Regions from separate parts of the Mus musculus genome. Here region 1 is linked to region 2. The links are chromatin contacts, found by POLR2A ChIA-PET in ENCODE. All regions are on one chromosome and are shown on one strand. The core of a region is the stretch at or near the end of the contact, and the rest is flanking DNA. Distances in the headings are between cores, read along the strand shown.

Region 1 (5,006 bases), core at 623-3,122, 210 kb before region 2:
CAGTCTGCTTTCTTATAGAATCCAGGACAAGCAGCCCAGGGATGGCCCTACTCACAATGGGCCTGGCCCTCCTCCATCAATCACTAATTAAGAAAATGCCATACAGACGTGCCTAAAGCCAGATCTTATGGAGGCATTTTCTTAATTGCGGTTCCTTCCTCTCAGATGACTTTAGCCTGTGTCAAGTTGACATAAAAGAACTATGCAACACATCTACTTTCTTTGTAGGTTTTTCTCTCAACTGTTAATTTTCTTCTCCCCTTCCCACAAGATAGGGCTTATTTGTGTATCCCTGACTGTCTTGATACTAGCTCTGTAGACTAGCCAGGGCTTACAGAGACCTGCCTGCCTCTGCCCAGCCAATGCTGGTGTTAAAGGCATGCGCCACTACCAAGCTCCAAGTCCATTTCGAAATTCTTTTGTTAATAAGACTAAGAACACACAAAAGGAACTCCAGTTTCCCTGGTAGCAATATGATCCAGTATGCCCCAAAGACCCAAGAACAGGGACTCAAAGAGACATCCGTGTAGTTGTTTTCATAGCAACACTTTTCCTGGCTCCAAGAATTGGAGACCTCCCAAGTACCCGTTGCCAGCTCAGCACATAGGGAAAGGTAGGCATTACCGTAATAAAAAAATTTTTTTTCGATACAGGATTTCTCTGTATAGCCCTGGCTGTCCTGGAACTCACTCTGTAGACCAGGCTGGCCTCAAACTCAGAAATCCACCTGCCTCTGTCTCCCAAGTGCTGGGATTAAAGGTGTGTGCCACCATGCCCAGCTATAAAATACAATTCTTAAAAAGGGAAGGGAATTCTGATACGTGCTATACTGAGGATGGGTGCTCCATGAAGAGAGCCAGGTGCAAGAGGACAGGCACTGGTTCTCAGAGGCTTCCAACCCACAAGGGCAGAAAGCCAACTGTGGGCACCAGCGGCTGAGTGTGTGTTCTGGGAGGAGTCAACGTTCTGGAGTTGGATGATTGGGAGATAAAAAGTTCTGGAGTTGGATGATAGTGAGGGCTGCGCAGCCGTTTGAACAATGCCGATATAAATGCACTAAAAGTGGTCTCGCTGGCTGGCTTTCATCAACTTGCCACAAGCCTAGCGATATCTGGGAAGATTCAGAAAACGCCTCCATAAGCTTGGCCTCTAAACAGGTCTTGGCTTATATCACATCAATGACTGATGTGAGAGGGCCCAGCTCACTGTGGACAGGTGCTCCTGGGTCGTATCAAAAAGCAGGCTGGACAAGCCATCAGAAGCTGGCCGGTAAGAGCCCTCTTCCAGGGCTTCTGCTTCAGTTCCTGCCCTGAGTTCTCTCTGTAAGTGGGTGTGACCTGAGAGTTTTCAAATGAAGTGAACCCCTTTTCTTCCCAAGTTGCTTTTGGTCATGTTTAGTATAGCAATAACAAAGTAACAGTGGTGAAGATAATACATTTTATACTGTTCGTATTTAACCGTGAACAAGGAAATGCCTAACTTTTTTCCTCCTTTTTTTCTGGGCAGTACTGGGGATGGGAACCATGGCTTCCTGCCTGCTAGGAAATGCTCTACCACTGAGCTATCTATCTTCAACTTTTTATTCGGAGACAGGATATTCATTTTAAGTTGCACAGGCAGGTCTTGAACACGCATCCTCCTGCCTCTGCCCCCCGAGAGGCTGGCTGGGATTGCACACCAGGACCGAGGTAAGATGGCAGATTTCATGTTTACTTATTTACCACGACCACAAGCGGTTTGACCAGGAGCCAACTAAGGAAAGGGTCACCGGGTGGCTCTAGCCTTGGTGTTTATCTGGGCTTGCGCACCCATCCACTGGCTGAGGTCCCGCCCACTTTCCCCCCCACGCACGCGCGTCGCCAGCCGCCGCCGCCGCCGCCGCCGCCCGGGGCCGCTGTGGTGCCCGCCTTCACTTAGCGCCCAAGATGGCAGCGGTGGCGCTGCTTCGGGGCGCGGCTGTGGGGCGCAGAAGCCCAGCTTGGCACTGGCGGCTGAGCGGGACCGCGAGTCACTGCCTAGCCCGTGGCTTTGGCCTTCTTGGCAGCAACCCCGCGGACGGTGTGGCCTGGACTTGCTTCCGGCTGGACGGGCGCGCCTTAGTGCGCGTGCGCGGCCCGGACGCTGCACCCTTCCTGTTGGGACTATCGACCAATGAGCTGCCGCTTTCGGGGCCTCCGACCGGCGCGGCTCAGCCCTCTGCGCGTGCGGCGTATGCCCATTTCCTGAATGTGCAGGGACGCACGCTCTATGACGTCATTCTGTATGGGTGAGCTTGGGCGGGGCAGCAGGGCGGGGCAGTAGGGTCGTTAGAGTGCTGAGGGAGCAGACCTCCAGAATCCCAGGAAGGATGTCCAGGATAAGATTTCTAGGGAATACTGGCTAGACACCCTTGGGAAGAGGCATAATTAGATTATTCTGGAAATGACTTTCTGAGGACAATCTAGACTTAGGGAAGGGGTCACCTAGAGGCGGATGTCCCATGGAAGGCATCCAGGTTGCGCTAGTTACTTGCACAGAGCGTTGTGCCTGGGACCCCAACCAGTCAAGTCAGAAGCTTCTGGAGTTATTTTCAAGATGGGTGCTTCAGCTTTGTCCCTCCCTCCTCACTTCTTAGAAAGATTTCGCTGGTTCGTGGGACTTTATTCAAAAAGCCACTCTCTGCACAGCCTCTCCACAGTGACAGATTGTCCCAGTGTTCTGAGAATCCAGTTTTTCCCTTATTTCTGGTTCCTCTTTGCAGTGCCAGCTGTTTGCCTGTATGGTCTCATTATCTATACAGCAGACCTGACTGTGACTGTAAATAGTGTTTGCTGGCCAGTCTGGGCAGGGCCTGCGTCTATAGCATTGAGTCTTCAGCTGCTCACCTTTATAGGATCTAAGTCGTGAAGTCTCAGCATTGTCTAGTAGGCATGTGAAGACCCGCCCTCCCTATCCTGTCCCTGAGCTGTCCCTTGACTCCTACCAAAGTCCAGGCCTGGCTGCCTGTCTCAGCTACCCGGTGTCTTTCCAAGTTGGTTTTTGGTGAGCCTCTTCAGTAGCCCCTAGATGCTCATTGGGAGTATATGGGGAATCCTCATATCTGGAGAACAGTTCCTGAACCCCTGAGGGTAGCTATTCCAGGATGAGAGTGGTGGATGAGAATTGACAGCCATGGCACCACTATCCAGTAGTTGTCTGCATTCTGTGGGGGGAAATCTAGAGTGCCTGTCTCCAGGTGCTGAAAGGCCACAGTGATGTGCTTCCTAGAGATCCTTTTCCCACATTACTTCGCTTAGTGAATCTCTGAATCTAGAACTGTGTCAGCAAATGACAACCCATGGGCCAGACCCACTGTGATGCTTTGGCATATAGAGTTCTGTGTGAACCCTGGGATGGTGTCTTCCAGGCAGTGTTCGGGCTGTGGTGACTCAGGGCCTTAAGCCTAAGCCAGTCATTGCCCTTTGTAGAAAACATGCATGGACTCCATACTGGAGCCTTGGATCTGCCTGTGTTTCCAGGTCGCCATCATCTCTCCATGTTACCAATAGGCAGCTGGAGTTGATTCAAGCGCTAGTCTTTGGTGGCTTCCATTCCTCATGGTGATTGGCAGTGGTTGCTAGTATAGAAGCAGTTGCCCTCTCGTGTTAAAGACCCTAAGCGTCTTCAGCCTTGGTCCTGCATGTGTTTACAGGTCTTGTGGACCTCATATAGGGATTCCTCTAGTCTTGGCAGCAGCCAGTGTTACAGCTCTTGTACGGGCTATGGAAGTTGAGATTCCTTAGCTGTTGATACCAGCTGTTGTCACTGCTCCTCTACACAGGGTCTCAGACCCTTGGCTCTGAAGGTTTGATTGGCAGCTCCCTGGACTCTTCAGTGACTTGGGTCTGCAGTTTCTCTTCTCTGGCTCTTTGTAATCGTTTCTCCTTCTTCAGTCTCAGCTTGCTATCACTCTCTGTCTGCCATCTTTCTTCCTGCCCAGGCTGTTGTTGAACTGCTCAGCTGTCGCTTCAGCTGTCAGACAGCTGGCAGGCTTGCCTTCCCTGCAGCTTTGGCTTGTCAACTGCTCAGCTGCTGCCGCCACCACTGCAGTTCCACCGCCTCTGCTGACCTCTGCTGTCTCTGCTGCTTCTTTCTGTTACCAGCCCAGCCCACACTACAGAAAGCAAGAAAAGAAAATGGAGAGAAGCCTTTTCTCGGGCCTGCTGCTCCCACACTGGGGCAAAGCTCAGGAAAGTCTTCCCACAACCTCACTAAGTGAGCCTTCACAGCCTGTTTGTATCGCCCCAGAAAGGATGTTTGGACCAATCACAGACTTGCCTATCGGCAACCTTCGTAATGACTGAGGATTGTGTTTTGGACAGCCATAACGCTGCATCTTTAGCAATAGTTACAGCAGATCCTCTTCTAGGCTACCAGGGAGCTGCTGTCCATTTGGCCAAATTGAAAGTGGTTGCAAGATCATCTAGAATTCAGTGAGACCTGTAATGGCAAAATGTCTGATAAAAACCATTTTAAACAACCCTGGTGGGATCTGTGCTGTTAGTAGGGCCCTCTGCTGCATGGAAGTGCTGCTGTGGGGTCGTCTGACTCTCTGCCTGACAGTCCTTTTGCTCAGGGCATCAAGGGAAAGTCCAACACCTGCCAACTAGTGAATCACCCATCCCCAACATCTTTGCTTATTCATAAGAAGATAAACATCAGGGCTGCATGCATATAGAATGTTAAATAAGTGATAGGACCTAGAACTATCTAGGAAACAAATCTTTAGGCATGCCTGTGAGGGAGGTTCTAGGTTTGGATAGCTGAGGTGAGAAGACTTGTCCTGAGTGTGGATGGCACCTTCCCATGGCCTGGGATCCTGCACTGAGTGAAAAGGAGAAAGCAAGCTGAGTTCCAGCATCCCTCTCTCTGCTTCCTGATGCAGATGCAGGGTGATCGGCAGCCTCAAATTCCTTCCCCCCCACCCCCGGCCCCCGCCATAATGGACTGTGCCCTCTAACTGATTTCCAACAAACCGCTCATTATGG
Region 2 (4,927 bases), core at 996-3,495:
TCACAAGAACAGACAGTTTTGTGCTGTTCCTCAGCTGATGAATATTTGGGTTTCCTCTACCTTTTAGGTTTCATGACTGATAACTGTTCCTCCGCCTGTGTAGCTTATGTTATACACGTACTCTTATTTTATTGGGCATATACCTAGGAATGGATCATGGAGTGCTTGAATCCAGTGAACATTCTCTTTTCACATTGGTACTTCCCATCTGGAAATGATAATCCAGATGACCAGATCCTAGATCACAGCTGCTATGATTGGAACTTCCTTTAATTTTGTAGACACACTCAGAATCTGTGCTCTCTAGTTATTCACTAGCCACATATGACAGGGCAACTTATGAGCTGCGTCTTTACATTACATTTTACCTAAATGGAAATTAAATATTCCTTTTGGGTAGTGGTTGTGCATTTGACAGCAGCCTTAGAAGAGATGAGAAACTACCCTAGTACACCTCCCTCCACGATGCCTCTATAACACCATTAAATAAATGCTAACATAACCCAATTCCTAAAAAGTTTAACCTCCACTCAAGCGTTTGAGCAGCTACAATGACCTATGAACACATACAAACTAAAACTAGAACTAGAGATTCTAACTAAAAGAACATAAAGATCTCTGGAGGTCCAACCCTCTGGCTTTGTTTTACTGAGACCACCCATTTGCAGATGTATAATCTATACGCAGTCTATTGATCACTCTGTTAAGACTCACCGTTAAGGAAAATTGCTTATCCTTAGACAAATGGCTTTAAGACGTTGGTATTTTATGAGCAGCTCTGTAGTTACAGACGGTGTCTGAGGAGCCCAGGCTTGAACAGATCCAGTTTCAGTACAGTCTATATAAATTATATAATAAACATTATATAACTGTCTTCGTGGCCTGTATTGTTAAATTTTAAATAGTGTACAGCAGTTAACAGGGAAGAGGCCCAATTCTGTGCCATTTAAAACGATTTAAAGGTAACTCATTTAACCCCCTCCTCTCCCTTTCCCAACCACGCTCCTGATTTACCTGTAACTCAACCATTCGTCATGCTGCTTAAAGAAGTCACAATCATCTATAAAAGCATGTCCTTAGTATGATGCTGCTTTAAACTTTATGACAAAGGACACTGCTGTACTCTCACACCTAGTTTAACCAGAACCTGACAAATCACTTTGCTCCCCAAGGTTAAGCTACTTAAGTGGATCCGATTAACCAGTTCCAAAGGCCTGCAGGACCACCATGCTCATCTGTAATCCTACCACTAAGCAGGCTGAAGCAGCCTAGAGACCGGCTCCCCACCCCCACAAAGGAAACCAGCAAAACTCCAAAGTTGTAAATCGCCTTGTAACAGAACATTTATATAAACAAGTAGATTTGAAATACCAAGTCTCCCCTCAGAAACCTTTGAAAACCCCGTCCTAACTGGAAGACTTGAACATGTCAATTTAACCCAGTTTCAATAGAAACACTAGCATCTAAACCAGAACCTTATACTAATTTCTATTATTAAGTATCCCCTTAATGTCCAAACACGAACGTTAACTGCAACCTTGTGTCTGACACGGAGTGGTGGGGAGAAACTCGAACGCCTCCAACGGCCCGCAGGCCACCCGCAGATGAAGCCGTTGGTCTCCCTTGAGCTCCCCAAGCGCCGCACAGGGATGCAGGAATGCACGGAAGGAGTCAGGAGAACTGGCCTGGCCAGTAACTGGCGACAGGCTCAGTGTACAGCGCTTTCTAATGAGGTTGTGGGTGGCTCTGAAAAGAGCCTTTGGTGTCTGTAAAAGTCGCACTAACGACCGGTAGGGGCCTCACTTGCCCTTGGCCTTGTGGTGGCTCTCGGTCTTCTTGGGCAGTAGCACGGCCTGGATGTTGGGCAGGACGCCGCCCTGCGCGATGGTCACGCGGCCCAGCAGCTTGTTGAGCTCCTCGTCGTTGCGGATGGCCAACTGCAGGTGGCGCGGGATGATTCGCGTCTTCTTATTGTCGCGGGCCGCATTACCAGCCAATTCCAGGATCTCAGCAGTCAGATATTCTAGCACAGCCGCCAGGTACACCGGGGCACCAGCGCCGACCCGCTCCGAATAATTACCCTTACGGAGAAGGCGGTGCACACGGCCCACTGGAAACTGCAGGCCGGCACGGGAAGAACGAGACTTCGCTTTTGCACGAGCTTTGCCGCCCTGCTTGCCACGACCAGACATCTTCCACTGATAACCAAAAGTACGCAAAAACAGAAAAGAAACCTAGCGAAAACGAATTCGTAAGCGCCAGCAAGCTCTTATATATGATCAGGAGGGAGGCTAGACTGCACCTTCCTATTGGATGCCAACAAGAACCAATCAGAAAAGAACGCGGAGCCTTCCTAATTTGCATATGCCTTACCCCGCGATGACGTAATGTAAAATTGTATTCAATCAAAGGGAGTGATGCCTGATCCTTCATTTGAATGCAAGGCATACAAATATTCTTGCTACAGGGGCGTCCGCGTTTCCGTAGTACAACTAGACATTATGCCTGATCCATCCAAATCAGCTCCAGCCCCCAAGAAAGGCTCCAAAAAGGCGGTCACCAAGGCGCAGAAAAAGGATGGCAAGAAACGCAAACGGGGCCGCAAGGAGAGCTACTCCATCTACGTGTACAAGGTGCTGAAGCAGGTGCATCCGGACACCGGCATCTCGTCTAAGGCCATGGGCATCATGAACTCGTTCGTCAATGACATCTTCGAGCGCATCGCCAGCGAGGCCTCCCGCCTGGCGCATTACAACAAGCGCTCGACCATCACGTCCCGCGAGGTGCAGACAGCCGTGCGCCTGCTGCTGCCCGGGGAGCTGGCCAAGCATGCTGTGTCCGAGGGCACCAAGGCAGTCACCAAATACACCAGCTCCAAGTGAGGCGCGGCGAGGGTGCCCTCAATTCAAAGGCTCTTTTCAGAGCCACCCATACAGTCGTTAAAAGGGTCTTGAACACAGTGCGGGCCACTGACGATTGCCACGCGCCCGAGGCGTTCCCTGACACTGGGTGCGGCCAAGTCCGATTTTTGAGCGAGAAATGTGGGGGTATGGCTGCTTTGCCCTTCCTAAGCGTAGAGTGTGAACGACAGCTGCAGGAGCAGGCAAGGGGCGTGAGTCCTCTCCCCAAGCCTGAAGTTTCGGTGGGCGAGGTCACAGTGAGGTGGTATTCTGGATGTGGGCCCCCTTGGTGGCCTCTGAATCTGTGTTCCCTTTAGCACCCTTTCCATCCTTTTCTGGAATAGAGAGGCGTCTTTAGCCCCTGAAAACTATTCTGACATTATATCATGTCAATAAACCCTGCACTAGCAGTATGCTGGAAACGGGGCGGGGGGAGGGGCGGCACACCGCAAAGCCTGTGTGCAGGAGCTAGGATGTAATTAGCCTGAGCTGCCAGCAAGCAGTTTCAGTGGTTAGGGGATGGGAGGTGGGAAAGAGTTCCGTTGTTTTGAGCAAGAGTTGTTCCCCTAAAGCTGCATAATTTTCTGTGAAGCATTAGTAAAAGAATAATCCACACTCAGCATTTATTTGGAGAACGTCATTAAAAATTTTTTTATTAGATATTTTCTTTATTTACATTTCAAATCCTATCTCCCTTTCTGGTTTCCCCTCCGAAAACACCCTATTTCCTCCTCCTTCCCCTGCTCACCAACCCACCCACTCCTGCCTGCTTCCTGGCCCTGGCATTCCCCTACACTGGGGAGAATGTCATTTTTATGGAGAACGTTTGGGCAGGGAATTTTACCTGTGGAAAGATCACCACTTTCCTTGGTTTGGCTTTTATTTATGAAAAGAGGATTCGTGATAATTATTTGAGTTGTTACGAGACATATTGAGAATCCTATAGTCACCAGCAGGGAATACTACGTACATTTTATTTTTTTACCAAGTTGTCAAAGGGAGCCCCTCTCATCTGGACTCAGGCATTTGACATTTGGCATTTGAGGGGAGGCTATCTCTGCTTGAACTTCCTACAGTAGCTGTGCCACCTTCTGCTTTCCAGCTTGGTCCACAGAAAAGGGTTTTTGATAGCATCATGTGTTTTAAAGTTAGCATCTGAAGCATTTTTATCTGAAGTTCAAGTAACTGCAAAGATACAAATGACAAACCAGGAATTTTTTTAAAAATCATTTTTTTAAAACCATTCTTGAAAATACCTATTGCTTCATCAATTTAATACAAGTCAGGTCAAAATAATTCTTAAAAAGATATTTCATATTATTCTCTTTGAAAATATCTCTCTTATTTTCCTTCTGCCAACAACAGTTACATGTATATTACATTTAACTATTTGCTGCTTCCAGAATTGTCTATTGAAATTTAAACATGCCAACTAAATTATCTCGGTATTTTTTTTTAAAAAAAAAGGACACAGGGACGGTGGAGAATCGGTTAAGACATGAACCATTTAGTTTTAGTAAAACTAGTCTTTCACTTAGGTTTGATGGGAGGAGGTATACTGGCTGGTTTTGTGTCAACAACACAGGCTGGGGTTATCACAGAGAAAGGAGCTTCAGTTGAGGAAATGCCTCCATGAGATCCAACTGTAAGGCATTTTCTCAATTAGTGATCAAGGGGGAAAGGCCCTTGTGGATGGGACCATCTCTGGGCTGGTAGTCTTAGGTTATATAAGAGAGCATGCTGAGAAAGCCAGGGGAAGCAAGCCAGTAAGGAACATCCCTCCATGGCCTCTGCATCAGCTCCTGCTCCCTGACCTGCTTGAGTTCCAGTCCTGACTTCTTTCAGTGATGAACAGCAGTTTGGAAATGTAAGCGGAATAAACTCTTTCTTCCCTACTTGCTTCTTGGTCATGATGTTTGTGCAGGAAGAGAAACCCTAACTAAATCAGGAGGGGTTAGCTGGAGACTCAAACCTCAGACCTCTAGGCTTAGCCAAGGTTCTCCACTGAGATGCAGCTCAGTCCCTTT

The links. ChIA-PET counts read pairs that join two places held with the same protein, here RNA polymerase II (POLR2A).
Region 1: POLR2A ChIA-PET joins it to region 2 with 15 read pairs in Patski. The contact joins the promoter of Iba57 here to the promoter of H2aw in region 2. POLR2A ChIA-PET finds 5 or more read pairs at or near these places in 3 of 5 experiments (Patski and embryonic stem cell).

The regions. Positions count from the first base shown.
Region 1 is chr11:59,160,611-59,165,616 of GRCm38, reverse strand. Iba57 (IBA57 homolog, iron-sulfur cluster assembly) reads left to right here and starts at 1,872. Exons shown (of 3, transcript NM_173785.6): 1 at 1,872-2,266. The coding sequence starts at 1,926.
Region 2 is chr11:58,952,003-58,956,929 of GRCm38, reverse strand. H2aw (H2A.W histone) reads right to left here and starts at 2,245. Exons shown (of 1, transcript NM_178218.4): 1 at 1,738-2,245. The coding sequence starts at 2,192. The coding sequence ends at 1,800. It also overlaps the pseudogene H2bu1-ps and a transcript of Trim17 not described here.